Linked DNA regions of Mus musculus: all the other regions are linked to region 1. A link is a loop called in an ENCODE intact Hi-C map of the cell type or tissue named here. Cell type or tissue: gastrocnemius. All regions are shown on one strand. Region 1 overlaps Col17a1 (collagen, type XVII, alpha 1). Region 2 has its middle 4.9 kb from the start of Cfap58. Region 3 overlaps Cfap43 (cilia and flagella associated protein 43).

Region 1 (8,000 bases):
AACCCCTAATGTGCTGGCTTCAAACCACTGGGGTTCGCTGCATCTTTGCTGCTTGACAGCCCAGGTGGGAGGCCCAGCTGTGGTCCCCCTTGGACCCTTGGTGGACAGGAGGTCACAAGAGTCAGACTTCCTGTGACGGAGAGTCCAAGGACACCCATCCTTGCTTCCCCAGTTAGGTTTGCTTGACTCCTGCCAGTCACACTCACTCCCAACACCTGATCTGACCCAGGTCCTACTGGAAGGCCACGGCCTGCCAGCTGTCATATTCTTGTGACTGTGCCTCTCACACCAGACATTCTCTGCTGTTCTAACCAGCTCCCACTGCAGAGCAGAGAACATGGCCATTCTGACGTGACACTTTGCAGTGACTCACTGGTACAGCTGCTTGGCGCCCTGCCAACAGTGTCATCCCCAGCGACACCTGCCATTCCCTCCCCAGCGACACCTGCCAACAGTGTCATCCCCAGCGACACCTGCCATTCCCTCCCCAGCGACACCTGCCATTCCCTCCCCAGCGACACCTGACAACAGTGTCATCCCCAGCGACACCTGCCCTGGACTGTGCCTGCACTCACGGGCAGAGAGGACCTCAGAGATGGAGCTGCCACTGCTTAGGAATGAGTCACCAGCAAGTCCTGGCTCCCCTCGTGGGCCTGTGGGGAGGACACAGGGTTAGCACGCACACTGCTTCAGTGGAGTTCTGTGGGGCAGGGGCAGATTCAAGGAGGGTGTGGCAAGGAAGGGAGAGACCTAGAGGAGAGAGGCTGCATTCCAGCTGTAGGAGGAAAGACAGACAAATAAGGGGGAAGAAAGCCAGGGCAACAATGGCTGCTACTTCTTCTTCTTTTTTTTTTTAATTAGGTATTTTCTTCATTTACATTTTCAATGCTATCCCAAAAGTCCCCCATACCCTCCCCCTCACTCCCCTACCCACCCACTCCCAGTTCTTGGCCCTGGCGTTCCCCTGTACTGAGGCATATAAAGTTTGCAAGACTAATGGGCCTCTCTTTCCAATGATGGCCGACTAGGCCATCTTCTGATACATATGCAGCTAGAGACATGAGATCTGGGGGTACTGGTTAGTTCATATTGTTGTTCCACCTATAGGGTTGCAGACCCCTTTAGCTCCTTGGGTGCTTTCTCTAGCTCCTCCATTGGGGACCCTGTGATCCATCCAATAGTTGACTGTGAGCATGGCTGCTACTTCTGTTATCTTGATACTTGGACAAATCACTGGACAGTACTGTTATAATCAGAGTCTGGTCATCTGAAGCCCAAGGTCTATGAAAATGGTCTGCTTAACCTTGACCAGAACCTTGACCAGAACTCCTCAGTCTTCCTGTCCTGAGGAGCCCTGACCCTCTCAGAAATATGGGAGAGATGAGAGCAGGTAAAGGCTCTACAGGGCCTGTGGTGAGGAGAGGCCTGTTGTGGAGACAAGAGGCCCTGCCATTCCACCCCCCCCTTTATCTATCATTCAGGGACTTAAACCCCACCCCCACTGCACCCCCATCCCACCCCAGCCTCCCCCAGCCCACAGCCTGTGGTTATACAGGGTGATGCATACCTTGTTGTCCTGGGAGACCAGCAGGGCCAGCTGGACCTGCAAACAGTTATAGAAAAAGCTAAATCACAGCCCCTCCCCCAAAGCTGAGAAAAGGGCAGGTACCTGGGGACACAGGAAGTCTCCCAGAGCAGATTAGCAACCAGAGGCCAGTCCTGTAAAGCTGACAGGAAGGGGAGCCTGAGGTGGGGCACATCTTTACTGCTTGGGGACATCTAGGTCACTTAAATATCCACTGCTCACTGGAGCATGCCTGCATAGGAACAGGGCACACTTGCCTTGGGTATAAATCCTGTTCTTAATTTGAATACAAATATTTTAAATAATTAAAACATAAAACAAGATAACAGGCATCTTGGAAAAATGGGGGTGGGGGGTAGGAATCACAATTCTTTAATATTTTGCTTTATTTTAGTTCAGCAGTGTTTTGGGGGTTTGCTTACATTTGTAAGAAGGCAGCTGTACCCACAGAACTCACACACACCCCTGATGGTGGTGCTCTAGCCTCCCCAGAGCTTTGCTACACAGTTCTGCAACCATGGCGGTACATCCATGAGCCTCACTGAGCACCAGCATTCGGGCTGCCCCAGATAAATCTGTCGTACTATTTCTCTAAGAAACAAAGAGCTCAGGAACCTTCATCAACTGCTCCGGTTCTGGAGACGGAAAGGTCTGGATGGAAACCCTCCCCTGCCCTTTGTCGGCTGTGTGACCTTAGGGGAGTAATTTACCCACTCTGGGTCTCGGTGTCTCAGCAAATGCTGAGTGTAGCATCAGACTCCTCCCTTATAAGTCTCCTCTCCGTAGTCCCTGCCCTCAGTGTCAGGATTTGAACAGATGTGCCTAGAATCTGTTGTCTCCACAGCCTGCTGCTGACTGGGGGCAGAGCAAGAGAACAGACTGACCTGGCGTCCCTGGAGGTCCTGGGGGACCCATGGCACCAGGAGGTCCGGGAGGTCCGGGCACAGTGATTGTTGATGATCCCTCTGGAAACAGAAGAAATATGGGACACATGTCACCTTCAGAGGTGCCAAGACCCCAGTAGGCTGCAGGCCATGCCAGGACCCCAGTAGGCTGTAGGCCAGCAAGACAGGAACCTCTCCTTCTCATCTCTCCAACATCCTAACTTCCCTGGGCTGACTACAGGCCAAGGAGCCACAACATGGTGGTCTGGGCTCACCTGCATCCCTCCCTAAGCACCCGCCACCCGCTGACATTGAGGCAGATGGCCCACATGGGACAGGCAAATAGAACTCAGGGACGTACCCTCCTGGGCTGCCTACCTGAAGTCATGACTCTGCCGGGAGCGCCGGGTTCGCCTGGGGAGGACAAAGGGAGTGGGCAAGAGGATTAACCAGTGGCTTGATGAATCATTTTCAGAGCCTCTGGTTGCACCGAGGGCCACCTGTGGTCCTCTTGCCCTCAAGCTAATGGGATTGTAGTAATGAAGGGAGCCTATGCTACACTGAGTGTTTATCTCTCAACTTAGACCCAGGGCCAGAGCTTTGGTCGTCTCTCAGAGAAGGGGTCTCCTGGGAGGCTGTGGAGGAATGTGCCCTTCCACGAGGCCAGAATGGGGGCCAACCTGAGTCTCGTTCTCAGCCCCGCCCCATCTTTTCTTCCTGTAATGGCCATAGTCGGAGAAATTATCTGAAGATCAAAGGATAAATAAAAGTCACGATCCCATGGGTGAATTCCCTGTGTACCGTTGGTCTTGAGGGACAAGAAAGGATGTGTGAGTGAAGGGCTTCCAGCAAGAGGATGCAGGACTCATGGGTCTCTGTACATATCCACCACTCCAGCACCTCTTGACTAACAATCCATGGCTGGATGGGCTTGGGGCTGGCAAAGGACTAGAGAGGGCATGAATTCTGGAGCTGGGAGCCAGGCTCGCTGAGAGAGCCTGCCTGGCACACTTCAGCTTTACTCCTAGAACTAACCAGAGACGCTCCTTTGACCAAAGCCCTTCCCTGGACGCTAAGGTGTGTGAACAATGATGGTAAGCCCCACAGGGAAGGGTGGCTTTGGTTTCCTCTCAGGGAGAGCAAAAGGGTGCGCTTTGCTCACGTTCCCCCAGCCAGGGCTCAAGGCCAAGGCAGGAGACTGCTCGGAGAGAGTACACTCTAACAATCGACAACCTGCGTCTGAAGTGCAGCTCCTTCAGGAGAGCCTGCAGCCCCCAAGGAATACTCTATGGTCTCCCCTAACCCTATGAGGCCTTACGGAAGCCACCAGAGGTCCACTGGCCTGGGAAGTAGGAACTCGGCTGCCATATTTTACAGCTGTGCTCATTTATCCGCAAAGATCTTTGTGGCTCAGCCGCTCATTAGAAATAATAGTTTTTCAAACCTTTTCTTTCTAGGGTCCCACTTGGGGATGTTTGTGATGAAGAGTGCCAAGGCTCAGGAAAGTGAGGACACAGGACGGAAAAGAGTGTGTGTGACCCTGAGCACCCAGCATTCCTAGGTTTGCCCAGGGCTGGGGTCTGATGGGCAGGACTGAACTAGAGTGTTACTCTGAGCCTGTGTGGCATTGCATTGCCCCAGCCAGACACCCTATAGTCCTTTGACTTGTCCCCTGGTGGGGTTAAGGCACCTCTTCCTTCCTATAGACACCTCTTTCTGCGTCTCTGCTGTCCTCAGTCACACCTGGGACAGGGTGGGGGAATCAGGGTGGCTCTGGTCTCAGTAGACCTTGGCGTCAGGAGTATTTTAGAGGCATTTAAAAGTCAAATAGGCTTAGAAAGCTTGGGAGCAAGCAAGCTTCCTTTCCTATCTTCCTGCCACAAGGACCTGGGGACATGAAAATAAGCCTCAGGGTTCAGCCTGGAACAAGTGGGCCTGAGGACTCAGGCCTCGGCACTCCCTCCTCTCAGCCTTCCTTTGGAACCACTAGATGCCACTGTTGGTCCAGGCTCTGGTCAGAGCAGACCTTCCTGCCTGTCAACCCCTCCCGGCTGTAAAAATGGCTGGTGAGAAGAAAAAGAAAAAGAAAAAGAAAAAGAAAAAGAAAAAGAAAAAAAGCTCCTTGGGAGAAATCACATACCTTTAGTCCCTGGTCGGCCAGGGCTACCAGGAAGTCCTGATGTGATTAAACACAAGTCAGTCAGGATGATTAAGGCCCCGCAGCTCTGGATGTCTGCCCTCCCTCTCTCCCCTCTGGCAGTAACCAGCCAGCACTCTGCCACTCAGTGTGGCCACACGGGCTGCCTGACAGAAGCAGCAGGATCCACTCAGGCCCTGCCTGAAGTCACCTGGAGTGGGCACAGAGCTCTCCCCCAGAAGCCTGTCTGTCTGTCTGTCTGTGAGACATGGAGGCCCAGCAGGGTTGGGTTGAGGTAGACAGAGGCTCTGGAGGATCCCTGTCACTCTGGGTTACAAGGCTGTCACTGTCCCTCTCCCTGTTGACTGCTGTGTCCAGAGTTAGCAGCACGTGTTGGCCTTTGCAGAGCTTGGTATGACTCTCTTTGTCTGACTAGAGAGAGTGAGGGGCTGGATGTGCGTGCATGGTAGAGATTTCTTAAGAGAATTCCTAGCCAGCAGTATCCTTCCTGAGTGTTCCTGCACCAGAGACAGAGCACGGAGCAAACCGGATCTGGCATCACTGATATCAGAATGTCACCTACATGGTCTGTGCAGGGTTCACCCCCCACCACCCTTATGGTCCTTATTAGCACTCACTGTGACAGAACCCGAGTCTGTTTTACTGGAGATGGGAAAGGGAAGGACAGGCTTGTGTAACTAGAGAGACACTGGCTATAGCGCCTGTCCTGTCCTGGCAGGAGATGGCATCCGGGGACTGCATGACTCACCCTGAGGTCCCTGGGGTCCTGTGAGACCTGCAGAAAAGAAGACATAGGACCAAGAGTTGAAGGGTTAAGGACTGCTCCAAGGAGCCACAACACAACATAACATAACACAACACTACACAACACAACACAACACAACACAACCTTGCCCCCAGAGCCGGTGGGCGTGGCAGTGAAGGGCTCAGAGGTTAGGGCCCAGAGTCCTCCATCTCTGGGCAGAGAGCCATTCTGTGAGCTTTGTTGTGAAATGAACAGATGTTCCATTGCACACACACACCCACATATACACATGAGGTCAAATGCTGCCATCGCTCCTCCATTACACTGCACCTAGCTCCAGCCAAGGAGTCGGGGTTCCTGGGTGAATGGACACCGTATCTGGTTTTGACTTACTCTTCCCACAGACCTAAGAATCCTGCTCTTGTTTGGCCCTCGGTGGAGATGCTAGCAAGGCCTCTCCTCTCTGGTCGATAGGTACTGGTGAAGGCCTGGGTACAGCCCCAGGAGAGGAGACAGGCAAGACACTGAACTTGAGTTCAAGTCTACAGTATTAAGAGCACTCATGCCCTTCAACTCCTTGCTTATTTTCATCTGCTACTTCTTCTTTTCAAAATGTCAACTTGTGGTTAGAGTTCTGCCTTGAGCTGCTTGCTGAGGGTAACAGGGTAAGGCTCATACACACACAGTGTAGCATCTGAGCACCTACCCACCACACCCCCAGTGTGCATACACACGGGAACATCCCAGAGTTGCATGCACACAGAGGACAGTGGCATCCCTTTCCTGTCTCATTACCTGGCTTTCCTGGGTCTCCAGCGGGTCCTGGGGGGCCCCGGGTTCCAGGCATCCCTGTCAAGCCTTGTTCACCTGCGGAGAGCATGAAATATGGGAATGGCTCTCCCCTGGGAAAGTGCAGCTGAGCCCCTGGGGTTTCCTCAGCGGCTTGCTGGCAGATAGGCAGGCGGGAGGAAGCACGGTGACCAAGACTGCTGCATGCCCCTTTATCATTAGGATGGAGGGCTCAGGCATGCATGTGGGGGCAGAGGAAGGCCAGGGAGGGGCAGGCAAGGGCAGCCGGTGACCATGAAGACCACAGCGTGGTGACTAACCTCTGGAACCTTGCTGTCCATCAGCGCCAGCCGGACCTGGGAAAGAAGACAAGTGAAGTCTGTTCAGTGCTCCCTCCTGCCCCAGTTCAGTGCTCCCTCCTGCCCCAGTTCAGTGCTCCCTCCTGCCCCAGTTCAGTGCTCCCTCCTGCCCCAGTTCAGTGCTCCCAGTAGCTCCTGCCCCAGTAGGCTTGGAGCACGTGGTCTCCCAGGCAGGCGCTCATACAGCAGTCCCCATGGCCGCCAACCTCAGGAGCCTCGCCTTTGTGATACGCCCCAACACAGGCTCCTCGCAGCTTCTCCTAAGGCGCATGCATTTCCCTCCTGGGAATGGTCCAGGACACCCTGTCCCCAGTGCACTATGAGAACAGTGTCTGCCTCATTCACCTGAGGACCTGGAGGTGAAGGTCCTTCAGGTCCCTGTCACCTCTCCCCTAACCATATTCCTAACCTCCTTCCAACGTGGATTAGCCACACCAGTGGCACCTCTGCATGATTAAACACTTTCTGAGGTTTTTTTGTTTTTTGTTTTTGTTTTGTTTTTGGTTTTTTTCAAGACAGGGTTTCTCTGTATAGCTTTGGCTGTCCTGGAACTCACTTTGTAGACCAGGCTGGCCTCGAATTAAACTCAGAAATCCGCCCGCCTTTGCCTCCCGAGTGCTGGAATTAAAGGCATGAGCCACCATGCCCGGCACTTTCTGAGTTTTAAGGAACACCTGAAATGCCCTTTCTTCTTTCTGTCTTCCAGGCTGAAAACCATCTCTTCTTAGGTTGTATCCTCGCTCTCTGTGACTCCCGTGGCCCCTGTCACCACTCACAAGCTTTGTTGTAACTTGCAGGGATGAAGTAACGCACAACCTAGTAGCTTACGGTCCTGCATACAGTATGCTCTTACTAATGCTTAGTCAGTGAATGGTAGTGAAAGGGTCACATCCCCATTGTGGTGGCTTGAGCATCTATGGGACTCTAAGCTGAGGCCAGGCTCCCTGGAGCTTCTCCGTCTGGATATAGGCACCTCAGTGATGGCTAGTCAAAGGGTGGTGTCCTGAATCTGGCTTTGAAGCTGTCCCTGAGGTGGACTACTGGGGATTCCATGGAACCTCAAACCTTGCAAGTTCTCGGTGAGCAGGAAGTAGTCAGGGAAGAAGGACAATGCCTGCTCCAGAACAATGAGACATTCCCAGAAACCTGCAGCTAGAGAGCCTCTGGGGAGATACTCAGCTCAGACTGTGGGACACTTACCCATTGCGCCTTTGGCTCCGGGTTCACCCACAGCTCCAGGCAAACCTCGAATGCCAGGCTCCCCTGCAAAGAACAAAGGACCAGTTGCTGGAGGCTAAAAGGTAAGTGTGCCTCCACACTGGTAGTGTGAATGTGCCTGCTTCCTCCTGCTTCCTCTTCCCCCAGAGGAGCTGAGAGGGACAACTTCCCTCTGCTTTGCCACCAAGGCCAGGAACACCTATCAACTCGGGCCCCATAGGCAGCAGGTTCAGACTGCTCCAGCAGCCACGGCTGATCTGAG
Region 2 (8,000 bases), 270 kb after region 1:
CTTGAGCAGGATTTTGTTTACCTACCTTAAACAGGGCCAGGTGGCACATGCCTGTAATCTCAGCACTCACAGAGATGAGGCAGGAAGATGTGGGTTGGGGACTACACAGTAGATCTGAGATCAGCCTGAGGTACAGAGGGGAGGACCCTATGGCAACCACTCTTAGATGTCTATGTTCGAATAGCTTTCTTCTTTCCTCAACATTAATATCTAAGGAGTAATTACCTATGGTGCCTGAGTTTATTCATGTTTTAATTTAAAAGTTTTTGCTTATTTACTTACAGTGGGTATACTTTGTGGGGTGCCAACCTGGTCAGCCATGAACTTGGTTTGTGTGAGTCCTTCTCTGTTCTGTAAGAAGAGAGCCTGCAACTTTGGCTTCTTGAGCAAGACACGCACACTTGAATAAGCTGGCCTAACCAGTTATGCCCCAGAGTCACCTCACCTGAGAGAAAACAGCTGCTGAGAATCTAGCCGCATTCCAGACAGGTGACATGTCCTGCTTACAAGAATGCTCTCTCCTCCTCTGGGCTTAGGGAGAGCTATTTCTTTCAGGGTAAAAATGATCAGCCACAGTGGCTGCTTCCACACTCCAGCTGCCTGCCTCCTGACCTTCCCGTCTTCCCCATATATCTGCCTGAGCTTCGCTGCTTCCTTAGGTACCAAGCAGGGAGTTTGCGGACCCTTTGGGAACTGATGTCAGATGCTCAAAAGATGTTCTGTTAGGTTAGGTCTGCAGTGGGCTGGAAAGGAGGAGATTAAAGAAATAAAACACGCCACGCACAGCTTTGGAGAGCTCTAGCCAGCTGGGATTCGGCTCTGTCATCTAAGGTGACCAAAGGGTTGGCTGATAAATGATAACAATTTTCTGTAACACATGGGCTTTTAATCTTCCCAATAGCCTGGAGGAAAAATGTTAGGCATGATGACTGGAGCAGTTTTTACCATGTCACCGAGGGCCCAAATGTAGTTTTAGATTCCATGGACAGTAAATCCAGCAATTTTGGAAGGACGCCTGTGTAAACAGGACCCGTGTGTCAGTCAGCGCTTGTCTTTTAGAGGGTAGATCATGGATCTAGGCAATGAAAACTCTCTCCATTTAGCTGAGACAAATAAAGTAATATTGTTGGGCCGTCCAACACATCAATAGAACCCAGGAAAGCAGGTATTGCAGGGCCTCCCTGGGACCTGTTACCAGGAATGAATGGAATTGTCTCCTTCATCAGCTTTGTGGAGCCTGAGGCTCCTCCTTTCCCTTCCTTTTCATTCTGGGTGTTGTTTGTTTGTTTGTTTGTTTGTTTGTTTTGTCATTGTTGTTTTTGAGACAGGGTTTTCCTGTGTATCCCTGGCTTTCCTGGAACCCACTCTGTAGACCAGGCTGGCCTCGAACTCGGAGAGCCAACTGGGTGCTGAGATTAAAGGTGCGTGCCGCCACCGCCTGGTTCTTGGTTGTTGATTCACTTTAATTGTTCTGAGACAAGGTTTTGCTTTGTAGGTCTGGGTGACCAGGCTACCATAGCTCAGGTTGACCTCAAATCTGTGACCCTCCTGCCCACTTTTCCCCAGAGCTGGAATTACAGACATGAACTTTGTAGTTTTCTTTTTCCTTCTCCCCCAAGTATGTCTTTCACAGCCTCTCCTGGCCGTGGCATGCCCAGTTTCAGGCTCCAGCAGTATTTGGCTGACAACTCGTGACCCTAGATACAGATTCCTAGGAAAATATAATAAAATCAGCCCTGGGAGGCAGGCTGAGCAGGTGAGAGTATCTGGCTTTGTGGAGAACCCCCTGCACTTCTTGGTAGAAGTTACTTGTCTAAAGGAGCCGGTGGGTGGGGCAGACTCTAATGGCCTGCAGGACTTCCACGACCCACTGAAGAGTGAGTGCCCGTGGCTTGCTATTGCTTTGCCTCTCGGGCTGGAAAGCTGCAAGCTAGAGAGTCTGCTCTTCTGAAGGTTCATTTTCTTGTCTCACTGGACGTCTCTGATGAGGACAGCACTCTCCATGATAAATACTGCCAGTTGCTGCTGTGCTATGAACATAGCTGAGCCGTCCGTCCATCCGTCCAGTCTGTCCGTCCGTCCGTGGAGGGTGCTGTTAAGAGGCTGTTGAATTCAGGTTTAATCGAAGAGCTCTGCAGAGGGATTACAGCCTGTGCCCACATTTGAGCTATCCCGCAGAACAAATAGGTGTATTCACCACTGTCACTGGTCCTAGAGTTTGTGGCAACTTCTCTGCTATTCTCCGACAGCTCTCTACCATTCACCCCTACCCTACTATTTGTGTGTGTGTGTGTGTGTGTGTGTGTGTGTGTGCTCGCACACATGTATAGAGTCCATGGAGGTCAGAGGCACCAGATCCCCTGGAGCTGTAGCTATAGGTGGTTGTGCTTCTCCTGATCTGGGTGCTGGGAACCAAGCTTGGTCTTCCCAGAGAGCACGTGGTCTTAAGCACTGAGCCACCTCCGGAGTCTAAGATCCCGCCCTTTTTGCAGGAGGCCTTTTGCAGCTGTCTTGGCATGTGTCCATGCTATTGCCTGTAGTTTGGATTTCTTCTATTCCTCCCACCCCCCTGTCTCTGTCCTTATTCTTTAAGTTCGACCTCCGTTCCTATTCCCGTGGCATCCTTGTCTTTCATATTTGAGAAGTCATTCTGTAGCCATTCACTCGATACTTACTTACTCTGCAGTGTTCTGATGTTTGCTTACTCTGCAGCGTTGCTGGATACATTGTTTGCTAGAGCTACATGCCTCACACACTAGTCAGCTGGGAATTGGTTCTGTCCTCTAAGAGACCAAGGAGCCCATATATCAGGCTGCCTGAAAACCAGGAATTTATTTCTTCATAATACTGGGGATTAGTAGTCTAAAATGAAGGTGTCAGCAAGTTTGCTGTCTTAAGTGGACTTTCTTGGCTTTCCTGTATCTGTGCTTGCTCCTGCTTGTATGACCAGATTGCTTCACAACCTTAAGGGCCCCACCTTTAAATATAATCTCGTTCTGAGCTATGAGGGGTTAGAGTGTCAACATATCATCCGGGGTGTGTGTGGTGTTTGTGACAAATCAGGCCCAACACAACTGAGTACAAGCCTAAGCAAGGCTTATATGATGATTGTTGGTTTTTTGCCGTTCAACTGCCTTGCGAGGAGGATAGGGATTAACCATGTACATGATCAGATCATCTGTTCCCATTATGAGATAGTCTACGAAGTAGAACACAGGGGATGGGAATTCTTGCCAGGGAGGCATTGACTGCGGGTGTGAGATCTGAAGGTAGGATGTGTTGGAACACGCTAGCTTGGGATGGGGGTGGTCCCAGATTCTAGGCAGAAAATGCTGAGGGTTCCACACTTCACATCTTCAAGGAACTAAGGTCAAAGGTCCAAGGCACACAGGGCCCTGCACCCTGGTGTTCTCATTCCATGCCTACCTTTGACTGTTCTGAAGAGTCTTTTGGGAGGGAAGGCAGCCCACACCATTTTTATTTTTGGGTTCAATTGGGGAAACTTGAGCTCCTTTTGTATTTTTCTCTCTCATCATATGTAGTATAGGGCTGGGCACATAGTAGGTGTTCGGGAAATAAGTGTGCACAGGAGGAGTGGGATTAGTACAATGCTCTCTTGGGTGCTGGTCCTCCAGGCTGTGAAAGGTGAGGACTCTCTGTAGTACGATGCCATCTAGTGTTCTCTGTGTTACTGCAACACTCGGGGGAACAGAGTGACTCTAGTTCTCAGGTCAGAAAATGGGGAATCAGTTTGTTCTATCATAAACTGAATTGTTACATCCATTCATCTATCCATTATCCATTTCCCCACCCACACTGATGTTGGTCTGGAGCTCGTCTGTGATCTGAACACAGCACACGTCTTTCTACTGCGTGGGGATCCCTGACTGCCCACTTTGGGATCTTTGTTTTTCCCAGATCATAAATCATGTTGTCAGAATAACTGTGTCTACAGCCTGTGAGTCCCTACTGTTCTTTCTGTGAGTGGGGCATGCCTGAAATCAGGACTTTAAAGAAAATTCTACTCATAATCCCAAGAAAAATTTACATGTCCCTTGGTATATAAGTGTAAAAATTAGGTTACATGTCAAACATTTACTGACAATGAGTCAAAAAGAAATTCACTTAAAATATTTCTGAGGTGTGCTTTTAGTTTTACCATATTTTAAAGGCAAAAGCAAAGTTGCATGCTGGTGGTTTTTTATATTTAGCTAATTTTGACTAACATTTAGTACTGGGAAGGATCTAAAATACCTTCAGTGTTTGTCAGAGTTGATTGATATTCTGGTCTTATTAATCACCAATACTAAGAATGCTACCAAACATACATTTGAAGTTTTAAAAATGCCAAAATTTTGTTATAAGCCACTTAGAAAATTGCTGGCAATTCTGTCCTAATCTCAAGTCAAAATTTACTTAATAATTTAAAAAATGAAACTCAGGCCGGGTGTGGTGGCACATGCCTTTAATCCCAGAACTTGGGAGGCAGAGAGAGGTGGATTCCTGAGTTTGAGGCCAGTCTGGTCTACAAAGTGAGTTCCAGGACAGCCAGGGCTACACAGAGAAACCCTGTCTTGAAAAACAAAAACAAAACAAAACAAAACAAAACAAACAAACAAACAAACAAACAAAAAATGAAACTCAAATAGCAATTTTAAAAACCAGATCTTCTAACACAAAGAGACACTATTGTGATACATGCTGAGAAATGCTGGCAGGGAAATATTAAAAATTACTCAATAATTATATTATTATGCTTCTTTAAGAATAGAAAACCTTGTGGCCAGGTGGGGGTGGGGGTGGGGGTGGGGGTGGGGTGAATGCCTTTCATTCCAGTTCTCAAGGCAGAGGCAAGTGTTTGGAGGCCAGCCAGGTTTACAGAATGAGTTTCAGGACAGCCAGAAATTCACAGAGAAAACCTGCCACCAAAAACAAACAAACAAACAAACAAACAAACCAAACAAAGCACACTAAAAACAAAACAAAAGAGACTAGAAACCTTCCATGTACAGTAGAAACCCTGCTATAACGGATACTAATTTTGAGTATGAGTTAATGTGCCTGAAATGGAATCTTCAGCATTCTTTGGAAAGTCATGGGTGTTGTTGTTTTGCTGGGGCAAACACATGAAGGAATGTTTAGCTGAAGCAGACACAGGTGAAAGGATGTTCTGCTAAAGTAAGCACGTGAAAGGACATGTGTTGAAGGAGTCTTTGCTAATGACACGCATGTGTTGGTCTGCCCACATTGCGTAGTTGAGCTCCATTTGCTGGAATTCTATAGAGAGAAACGCACCAAGAACTTCTGGTGGTGTGCTGCAGTTTCTTGCCACTTCCGAGGATCGGGCTGATTGCAGAGTGATGCCAGCTGAGACAGAAGTGTGTGCTGATGCAAGATCCCAGGAGAACACGTAATGTTTGGAGGATATAAATAGGACTCTACCAACAGTGATGGAGGCTGAGCTAGGCTTGCGATGCTTGTTGGTCTCTTGTCTTCGCTGATCTTTGATTCACCGAGAGAGGTACAGCTAAGAACTTCTTTTGGCATTCCTCCTGGTCCCTCCTGCTGAGGCTGAGGCCAGGTTGTTTGTGCTAGGTCACGCCACCTCTGCTGATTCATGTTTGCTATCCCAACTCTACTGAACTGGACTGCTGTCATATCCCTGAAGCGTTCGCAAATGGATCAAGCTGCCACTGCTAACCTGTGAACTAAACTGCCGATTTCCAGACAACACAGACAAGAGTTGCTTCAAAGGACCTTTCTAAACAGGTCCAATTCCTCTGTATCCTTTCTTTCCCAATACCTCTGGTGGGTGGTGGACGACAAGGGAGGTTAAAACATTTAAGAACCATCATTAAAAAAAATAGGTTTTGAAAACATTAAATTCTCAGGTGCCTCATGCTATGTTGTAGGAGCCATTCCGGACTTCCTGGTCAGCAGGATGGAAGTCTGTTCCAGGTAGTAAACAAGCCCATGTTTGGCGGATGGCCCGCCCTTAATCCCTGATTGGCTGAGCAAGCCTGCCTGGTGAGGTGATGTGACCTGTGGTGATTGGTGGGGGCGTGGTTGTGGCTGGAGTGGAAAAAAGCACTTGTAACTAGAGAGGCTGGGGGATTTAAAATAAGTAGCTGCCTGAGTAAACTACATTAAGAAGAACCGGTGGTTGCGTCTTTCTTGCTGGTCGAGTGGGACACGACACAATGTGTTTTCACACTTCACTAATGCGATGGCGTGTATGGGTCTGGCTCATTCAGAACCAATGTGCAGCGAAGTCGCGTGAAACAACCTAGGTAAACATTGTCAGAGGCAGCTCAGCCTGTTCCATGTTTGGCTGTGTTCATTTGGAAACCTTTTACAGCTGTTTCAGACGTGCGCTTTTCATACCGTGCTTCCATTAAGAGATCTGTCTCTTTTCCAGTGCCATGCAGATGGGTTTGAGAACTGCATGCAAGCAGGTAAACTTGGTGAGGCCTGTAGGATAAACTGATGGAGAAAGAGCAAACAGACAAGTAAATAAAAGGGGTGAACCAAAAGTTAGGACTACGGTTCTGTGAAAAAAAAAAAAAAAAAGACAGCAGTCCTCAGTGTTTGATGTCCAGGCTTCACCAAGATGAATCAAAACGAAGGAGGAAAAGACATAAAAAAAGTGGGCAAGATACACAGTCTCACCACATAACCAAACTCGATGTGAATGCTCCGTGGACTTTTGTTACCTCCACCCCTCCGACCCCCGTCCCTTCCCACTCTGTAATCTAGATGGGTCTCAAACTCCCAATACTTCTGCCCCAGTCTCTTGAAAGTGCAGTGATTATAGATGTGTTCCTCCGTTCTCCACGCCCCTCTCCAGCATCTTTAAAACCTGTTAAAAGTTTCCGTGTCTGATTGTCTTGCCTGTGTATATATGTATGTGTACCACGTGTACACTGCTTCTGGTCTTTTAAAAAAATTATCTTATGTGTGTGGGTGTTTACCCACGTGTATGCCTGTGCACTGTGTACATTCCTGCTACCCTCAAGGACCAGAGGTACCAGATCCCTGGAACTGGAGTTACAGATGCTTGGGAGACACCGTGTGGATGCTGGGAATAGAACCCAAATCTTCTGGAAGAGCAGCCAGTGCTGTTAACCTGAGCCACCTCTCCAACCCAACTCAATGGTCCTTTTCAAGACTAACTAGAAGAACAAAATACTATGGTTTAACATTGTGTGTGTGTGTGTGTGTGTGTGTGTGTGTGTGTGTGGCGCTCGTGGGTGTGTTAGCTGGAAAATACAGACATGTGGAGGAGGTCAGAGGGCAATGTAGGGAGTGAGTTCTCCCTTTCAACTCAATGGGATTTTGAAGACTATTCCTAGGTTATCTGGTTTGGCAGCAAGTGCCTTTACACACTGAACTATCTCACCAGCCACAGAGCCAAAGTAGCAGACCCTTTTAAGCAGCTGCAAATGGAGAAGTTTTACAAGTCAAAAAGGTGACATGAAAAGGAGTTTTTACCCTCTTGATTGGCATAGATTTCTAAATATTACTATAAAAATATGTATGTATTACTATAAAAATTAAAAAGACCTACTTAAGCATTCCCCAAAGGAATGTTATTGAAACGTCCAAATAAAGAAAAGTAAAATTTTCCTATGTCATTTTATTATTTTTATTCTTTGAAATTTCAATAAATATTTACAGGGATAAAAATGTTGGCAAAGGTTATGAACAGGGAAGCTCACAGAAGGGAGGCCCAGAGCAGCTCGTGTTCATAGGAAGAAAAATGCTCAATTTCTTCAGTGGAGGAAGCGAAAGTAAAAGCAAAATGTGCCTCTGCTTCTTCCAGCCCATTGACAGAATTTGAAAATTGCCTAATTAGATGAACTAATGTTTGTCTAGCCCTTGCTTGATGCTCAGTAAACGCCGGATGGGTGCAGAACCTGGGACATTCGCTGTGGTACAACATATATAGGGCAGTGCCATTAAGGGATTGCACCTTTGCTGTTGGAAAGCAGAGTCCACTT
Region 3 (8,000 bases), 140 kb after region 1:
TGCAAAGAATACTCTGCAACCCTTGAGCTTTCTACGAGCTGGGCAGTGTGTTCCCTGTTCTCAGCTTTAGTGAGCTGAGAACTTGGGTGGGCTTGGGTGGTGCAGGTGTCTTGGAATCATTTCTGCTGCCCATGAGTAGCCCGCATCCACATTCCCGTGAGTGATTCTGCGGGCTAGGGTTTTGTTGGTTTATTTGTTTGGTCAGCTTGACACAAGCCAGGGTCATCTGGGAGCAAGAGAACTTCAACTGAGAAAGTGACAGCATGAGATTGGCCTGTGGCCAAGTCTGTGAGGGCGTTTTCTTGATTAACGACTTATATGTGTGGTGGTAGTGGTGGTGGTGGTGGTGGTGGTGCTACCCCTGGGCAGGGGAGTCCTGGGTTGTATGGGAGAGCAAGGTGGGCAAGCCTTTGATCTACAATGGTGATCTGCCTGCAAGATACACCAATGCAGTGGTGGCTTTAAGCTTGTGGGAGGAACTAACCAACCCGGGACTGGATTTAAGGCTCAGTTCGTGAGATGGAACCCATCTGTGGCCAAAAAGCCTGAGACTAGATAGGTCAGGAACCTGGGGGAAGGCCATGTATTACTGTTCTGCCAAAAGGACATAGTCATATGATGACTCCTAACGACATTCCGCTCTCCTCATTAGTGTCCTGCTTAGCCACCGTTGGAGAAGATTCCTCCTGCAGAGACCCACAACTGGACAGTGTGCAGAGAGCGAGGGACCTCGCAACACTCAGTCATACGTGCGGCATCTTCATAAACTCCCTCCCCTTAAGACTCAGGGGACCCTGTGGAGGAGGAGGTGGAAGGGGTAAGGTAAATGCCAGAGGGGATGGAGGAGGCCAAGGAAACAGGGCCCTCTAAACACAGCACACACACACACACACACACACACACACACACACACACACACACACAGAGACTGTGGCAGCATGCACAGGGCCCACATGGATCTGTGCCAAGTGGGGCCCCAGTACTGAGGTAAGTGAACGCGTGACCCCCTCCCTAACCCAGAAGCAATCCCCAAATCAGTAGTTACTTGCAAATGTTTCTACTCTAGTCTTGCTGGGGATACAAACCACGCTAAGGGCAGACTCCATGTCCAGCAGTAGATGGCCAACACAAAAATAATTTAATGGCATTTTTGGGGGTTCCACGTCTCTTAGTGGTCAGGGCATTTTTTTTAAAAGTCTTTATCTTTATTTTTTCATACGGGTTCTTTGCTTTTTTTTTTTTTTTTTTTTTTTTTTTTTTGGTTTTTTGAGACAGAGTTTCTCTGTGTAGCCCTGGCTGTCCTGGAACTCACTTTGTAGACCAGGCTGGCCTCGAACTCAGAAATCTGCCTGCCTCTGCCTCCCAAGTGCAGGGATTAAAGGCGTGTGCCACCACCACCCGGCTTAAGAGATTTATTTATTTTATGTATATGAGTACACTGTCACTATCTTCAGACACACCAGAAGAGGGCATTGAATCCCATTACAGATGGTTGTGAGCCACCATGTGGTTGCTGGGACTTGAACTCAGGACCTCTGGAAGAAGAGTCAATGCTCTTAACCACTGAACCATCTCTCCAGCCTGCCCTTTGCACATATTTTATGGCTTCCACTTTTGTGTTTTTATTGGATTCTTGGGCGCACATGTGTGTGTATGTGTGTGTGTGTGTGTGTGTGTGTGTGAATGTGCATGTGTGAGTGTGTGTGTGAATGTCTGTGTGTGAGTGTGTGTGTGAGCATGTGTGTGAGTGTGTATGCATGTGAGTGTGTGTATGTGTGAGTGTGTGTGAATGTGTGTGTGTGAGTGTGTGTGAATGTGTGAGTGTGTGTGAATGTGTGAGTGTGTGTGAATGTGTGTGTGTGCATGTGAGTGTGAGTATGTGAGTGTGTGTACATGTGAGTATGAGTGAGTGCGTGTGTGTGTGTGTGTGTGTGTGTGTGTGTGTGTGTGTGTGTGCCTCTCTGTCTCTATGTGGTTCTTATTCTCTTTCTATGGCTCTTTTTCTTCTATTTGTTCATTTTGCCTATTCTGCTTTCTTTTTGTCTTTATCTTACTTTATTATTATTCTTTAGATGGCTGTTTGCTTTTCTAACTGGAGTCAGAAAGGGAGTGGACTCTGATGGGGGGTGGGGCTGGGGGAGGTGGGGAAGTTCTTAGAGGAGTTGGGGGTGGGGAAACTGTAATGAGAATATATTTGAAAAAGTCGATTTTCAATAAAAGAAAAAGAGAGAGAAATGATTGTAAAGAAAAATGAAATCATGACATCTTTAAGAAAATGGCTGGCACTGGAAAGTGTCATAGTAAATTAAATAGGCCAGACTCACAAAGACAAAATCTGCATTGTTTGCTTAACTGTCTGTTTTTTCTTTTTCTTTTCTTTTCTTTCCTTTTTTTTTTTCTTTTGTTTTGTTGCTGTTGTTTCTTGAGACACTTTTCTCTGTGTAGCCCTGGCTGTCCTGGAACTCACCATGTAGACCAGGCTGGCCTTGAACTCAGTGATCCACCTGTCTCTGCCTCCCAGGGGAGCAAAAAAGTGAGGCTAATGAACTGTGAAAGCAGAAACCGTATCTTGTATCTTGTGAGGCAGCAAAAGGGGAAACAGGAGCATGAGAGTGGAGGGGAGAGAGGCAAGCTAAGCACGGAGATGGGCAGATGGGCGAGAGCTTAGCAGGGGTGGGGAGGGGCGGGAGAGGAGGGAGCCAGGAGACCCAGACCAGGACCAGAGCAGAGCATGGGGGAGAGGGGAGGGAAGGGAGCATGGGGTGGGGCAGGGGTGGAGCAAGGGGCCCGGGAGAGGTGGGGTGGGGAGGGTGGGGGAGGGTGGAGTGGGGTGGTGGTGGTGGATGAGAACAAAGCATGAAAATGGCCCAGGAAACTCATCACTCTGTATAATAATGTTCAAAATAGTAGAAGAATCTTTGAGAATCTTGGGATAATTTTTATGTTCATCAATGTACTGCTTGAGAAAAAAGATGAACTGTGTATATAATGGAATATTGTGCCACCACCATCTAGAAGAAGGACGAGACTCCTCTCTAACGCGAATGTTGAGCATTCTCCGGTGCGGCTGGCGAGCCAGCTCAATTGATAAAGTTCTTTTCCTTCAAGCATGAGAACCTGAGTTTGAGCCCCGGAATGTGCCTAAAAAAAAAAAAAATCCACAGTGGCATGTGTACTGGGGAACTGGAGATCGCTGGCCCTCGCTGGCCAACCCGCCTAGCCCAACTGGCGAGTTCCAGATCCAGTGAGAGACACTCCCCCAAACAAAACAAAACACCCCCAAACCAAGGTGGATGGCATCCTAGGAAACACACACACCCAAGGTTGACCTCTGACCTTCACATGCTTCAGTGCACCCGCATACAAGAGCACACTTGCCAGCCTGCTCTCAGTATTTGAAGACCGTGAAAGTGAACACAAATCCTGGTCATTTTGTTTACTTGTGCATAAGACCGTCTTTGAAAAGGGAGATTGGAAGTTGGTAATTGGCTGCTCCTGGGAGGGAACTGTGTGAGAGGGACTTTCCCCACTACCTGCCTTCTTACTCTTTTTTTTTTTGAATGCTGACAGAGTGAATGTTCCAAATGTGTAGTACTGAAAAGCAAGGGTGTTTCACTTGCGCCCCCTACAGGCAGGTCTGATGATAGCGTGGCTAGTGCAGATGATGCTTACGTCACTATCTTCACTGGTGACTGGGAGAGGAAGGCCTGGTGGATCATCTGAGGGGACTCCACATCAAGGATGTTCAGAAAGTAGACATAGCCATCCACCGTCCCCACGGCAGCTGTCGGCGAGGAAGGGGAGCACGCCAGAGCTGTTGCCTGTTTAAGAAAAAAACCCCAGAGAATGAAGGCTGCTCCATATACAAGAAGCCTGCCGGGCTGGAGCATAGAATTTTTGAAAAGACCGAAAGCTTTGTTTGGGTCGCTATTTCTGTACAGAAAGTCAACATCCCTGAATCTGACCAACTGCTTAAGCAGTTGATAATTGGGGAAGCATCCTCTGTAAGAGCTATAGTGAGCTTCTCTAAGTAGCAGTAGCCAAGGGAGCCTTATGCCATCTTACAGGTGACATCAAGCGATGCTGTGGCAGTGTGGGCATCTGGCCGTGGTGATGCTGGGTTGGTCTCTCTGGGAGCCCTGCCTCAAGTGTTCACAGGGAACTACTTACAGCAGAGGCAGAGACATTTGGGCCCCAGCATCACTGGGTCTTTCCAACGATCATTTCCCTGTAGCGCAGTGGGATCTACCATAAAGAAATGGTTCTCTAAGCACAGGCTGGACCACACCCATGTTTCAGACCTGGTTTGGAGCTCAGTGAAGGCTGGCCAAGACCTTCAGTCAGTGGCTGTATCTGGCCTTGTCCAGGAGGAACAGGTTAAGTCCTGGTTATACAACCCCCCCCCCCCGGGGTTTTGTTAGATACTTGCTTCTTGTTTTCAAACAGAGACCTGATCTCTGATGGGTCTGATGGTGTGTAATGCCCCTTTAGTTCTAGAAATTCTAATAGAAATTGTTACTTTTCAGGGAGGGGACTTGTAATTGCAACTTGCAATATTATATGACATGGTACTTGCTTAGTGTCATGTTTTATGTAATTGGTATTTGGTATTAAGTATTTTATAATTGAGATTTTTAATTTGTAGGAGGGAAGGACTGGAACTTCCCTACCTTCTAAGATGCAAAGGAAGAAGAAATTCAGCACTATTACTATTCAGGTCTTTATATTTTTTTATATTATCTTATGCAAAATGTATTGTGGATTCTGCAGAGGCAATGGCATATTGAGAAAGATATCGTGGGTGTTTGTCCTTCTATGAAAGCCTTGGATACCCACAGAGAAGCCCCTGTCCCATTATTCCTAGGGCTCAGAGGGATGAATGAGACCCCTCTTTCGGGGCTGAGCTTTTGTTGGGTAGCATTGACTGTGCTCTTATTCATGGGGAGTACTCCCTGGAGAGATACTCTTTGAGGCCTCTGGTTCCCTACGCCCCGGCGCAGTGATGTGAGCTTGGCACCGTGGCATGTGGGTGTGACTAAATCGGGGCTTCTTAAACTCTACCTTTGTATGTGAAACAGCACAGCAGGGAGGAGTTCCAAAGACCACTGGATGTGAACACTGAAAGGCAAGTGGAGGCAGAATAGATATTTTAAGCATGGATTTATGGGACACACTTACTTGAGTCTTCAGGAAAATCCTGCTTGTACAATTGCAGTCTTCTAGTGATACAGTGGAAACTTCCCCAGAACTAGTGAGTGTCTGTAGGAGGAAAACAGATACACCGAACAAGTACTTGCTGAGCAGCTAGTATGTTCACCTGGGGGTCAGTTAAAAGCTACACTGTTTCTATAGGTTATTGTCATTTATAAATTCAACAGTGACTCTTATTTTCTGAAGGATTACATTGTGGTAGGATTAATTGTGCTAGGGTTACAGGCACAGACTATCATACCTGGGTGCCTTCTGTGTTTTTAAAAACAATTATCTTCAGCACTTAGGAGGCAGAGGACAAGGATCACTGTGAGTTTGAAGCCAGCCTGGTCTATATGCTGAGTTCCCTGCCCGTCAGGGCTACAAAGTATAGATATATTCAGTGGGTAAAGGCACTTGCTACCACGCCTGATGACCTGAATTTGATCCAGGGATCCACATGGTAGATGAAGAGAACCAAGTCCCCCAAGTTAACACCTCTTCCTCCCCCTTTCCCCCTCCCCTCCCCCTCTCCCCCCTCCTCTCCCTCCCCCCTCACACAATAAATGCATAATAAATAATAAAGATGTAAAAAATAGCCAGGCAGTGGTAGCACATGCCTTTAATCCCAGCATTTGGGAGGCAGAGAGAGATCTTCGTGAGTTTAAGGTCAGCCTGGTCTACAGAGCAAGTTCCAGGACAGCCAGAGCTACACAGAGGAAACCCTGTCTCAAAAAACAAACAAACAAAAAACAAAAACAAAAAAACAACCCAAACCAAAACCAAACAACCAAAAACTAAGAAATAAAACGAATTACCTTGAATAGGATTTAGATACTATAGTAACTAGGTTAGGAACAGTGAGATGGGAGACTAGATGTACGGCTCAGTGGTTCAATGAGAACTGTCTGCTCTTCTGGAGGAGTAAGACTTGGTTGCCAATGTTCACAGGGCAGTTTCCAACACTCTGCAGCCCAGTTCCAAGGGATCTGATATATTCTTTGGTTTCTGCGTGTACCAGGCACATAGGCGTGCACAGCCACACATGCAGAAAACACACACACACACACACACACACACACACACACACACACACACACACACACACACACACACAAACACTCCCCCACAGTCATACTTCAAAGAAAAAGCCCCTAGAAGTTTAATGGGATTATCGCCTAATGATGATGATGAAGCCTAGAAACAGCAAGCTATATATTGCTGTTTTAAAATCATTTTACTTTTAGAATATTTTAGGACTATAGAGGTTCTGAGCAGAAAGTACAGTAGACCCCCTCCCCTCACTCCACCTCCCACAGCGCTCCACTGTTAGCAGCTGCATCAGACCTGGACATGGGCTTCAGCATCTAAGTCCACACTGATACAGCTACTGGTTAAATCTATATTTTACATCGGGGCTCCTTCAATCTTTGTGTTGCTCGTTCTGAGAGTTTTGATGAGTTTGTAATGACTCCCATGGACAGTTTCTCTGCCTTAGAAACCTCCTCTCGTCTGTTCCTGCCTCCCTCCCCACTCCCCTGACAACCACTGATCCATTTTACTGACTCCATGGCTTTGCCTACTCCAGAATATCCTGTTAGATTCATACAGCGTGTAGGCTTTTTCACACTGGCTTCTGTCACTTAGCACTATGCATTTACGATCCGTCTAAGTCTTGGGGTGGCCCGACAGCTTTATTTCTTTTTTTATTACCGAGCAAGGACACATTGTGCGACTGTGCCACAGTCTCTGCATTCACTGGCGAATGGTGACCACCTCAGTTGTTTTCCAAGTCTGGGCCGTTATGAAAAATGCTGCTGTAAACATTTATGTGTGTCTCATTCTTTGGATGGCATTACGTTTTCAGCCCATTTGGGTACACACTAAAGAGTGTAACCACCGGAGCATACGGTGCCTGCTTAGTTTTAAAAGAAGCTGACAAACGGAACCCAACTTGGCCGCACCTCCGTTCAACAAACGAGCGCTTGGTGCTTCGGTTGCTCTACGGAAGCCTCTGTCGTCGTCAGCACTTTAGATTTGAGACGTTCTAACAGGCGGTGGCATTGCGGTACCACACTTACCTAAGGACAGATGTTTACAGCATCTTTTCACAGACTTAGTTTCCATCCATACACCTGCTTTGTGTAGAGTCTATTCATGCTTTCCCCTTTATTTCTGAATGAGATTGTTCACTTTCTTACTCTTGAACCCCACATGCTTTCTGCAGGTCTGGGTGCCCTGTCCTTTGTCAGCTGCCCCTGCTGCAGAGATATCATTTGTGGTTTGCCTTTTCCTTCTCTTAGCAGAGGAGATGCCTAGGGCTTTCTACTCTGGAGTTGTTTTGTTTTTTTTTTTGCCCCCACAGAACAGAGGTTCTAGTCAAATGCAACCCTCTGATTTATCCCTCCGCAGGCTGTATTTGGTACTGTAGTTAAAGAGTTTGCCATCAAGGTCAAGGTAACTTGGATTTTATCATCACCTTTTAATAACTTTATAATTTTGCTTTTACGTTTGTCTACGATTAGTTTTGATTTTTTTTTGAATATATAACGGTTTGCATCTAGGTTCAGAATATTTGGGCAGGTGCGTACGTGTGTGTATGTGTGTGTGTGTGTGTGTGTGTGTGTGTGTGTGTGTAAGTTACACGAGTGCAGGAATTAGTTGTCCCAGCAGCATTTGATGAAAAGGAGATATTACTTTCACCAAGTTGTCTTGGCTACTTTGTCACATGCCAGTTTACTGTTGTGTTAGGCATGGCAATAGCATTTACCTAGGAGCCCAGCACTCTGGAGAGTGGAGGAATGAAGTCT

Evidence for each region. A loop is a pair of places that touch in the nucleus more often than their neighbours do. Peaks named below come from ENCODE experiments on the same cell type or tissue, not always from the same donor. Only the 100,000 strongest peaks of a DNase experiment are listed, where the experiment ranks them.
Region 2: a loop joins it to region 1, with 2.8 times the contacts of the local background. A loop is called at or near these places in 11 of 42 quality-filtered maps.
Region 3: it touches region 1 in a loop (2.8-fold over the local background); 13 of 42 quality-filtered maps call a loop at or near these places.

The regions. Positions count from the first base shown.
Region 1 is chr19:47,654,616-47,662,615 of GRCm38, forward strand. It overlaps Col17a1 (collagen, type XVII, alpha 1), which reads right to left. Exons shown (of 54, transcript NM_001290825.1): 29 at 7,721-7,783; 30 at 6,482-6,517; 31 at 6,168-6,239; 32 at 5,376-5,402; 33 at 4,610-4,645; 34 at 2,848-2,883; 35 at 2,470-2,550; 36 at 1,568-1,603; 37 at 576-653. Among named protein-coding and RNA genes, the nearest start is that of Col17a1, 33 kb to the right of the region's middle. In gastrocnemius, a CTCF peak has its summit at 4,461; DNase peaks (open chromatin) are centred at 454, 4,500 and 4,692; H3K4me3 peaks cover 297 bases; H3K27ac peaks cover 287 bases.
Region 2 is chr19:47,928,780-47,936,779 of GRCm38, forward strand. No RefSeq gene overlaps it. Among named protein-coding and RNA genes, the nearest start is that of Cfap58, 4.9 kb to the right of the region's middle. In gastrocnemius, a CTCF peak has its summit at 3,677 (motif pointing left); a DNase peak (open chromatin) is centred at 3,649.
Region 3 is chr19:47,791,931-47,799,930 of GRCm38, forward strand. Cfap43 (cilia and flagella associated protein 43) reads right to left here. Exons shown (of 38, transcript NM_027559.2): 10 at 5,179-5,259; 11 at 3,673-3,821. Among named protein-coding and RNA genes, the nearest start is that of Mir8090, 41 kb to the left of the region's middle. In gastrocnemius, a CTCF peak has its summit at 3,633 (motif pointing left); DNase peaks (open chromatin) are centred at 945 and 3,648.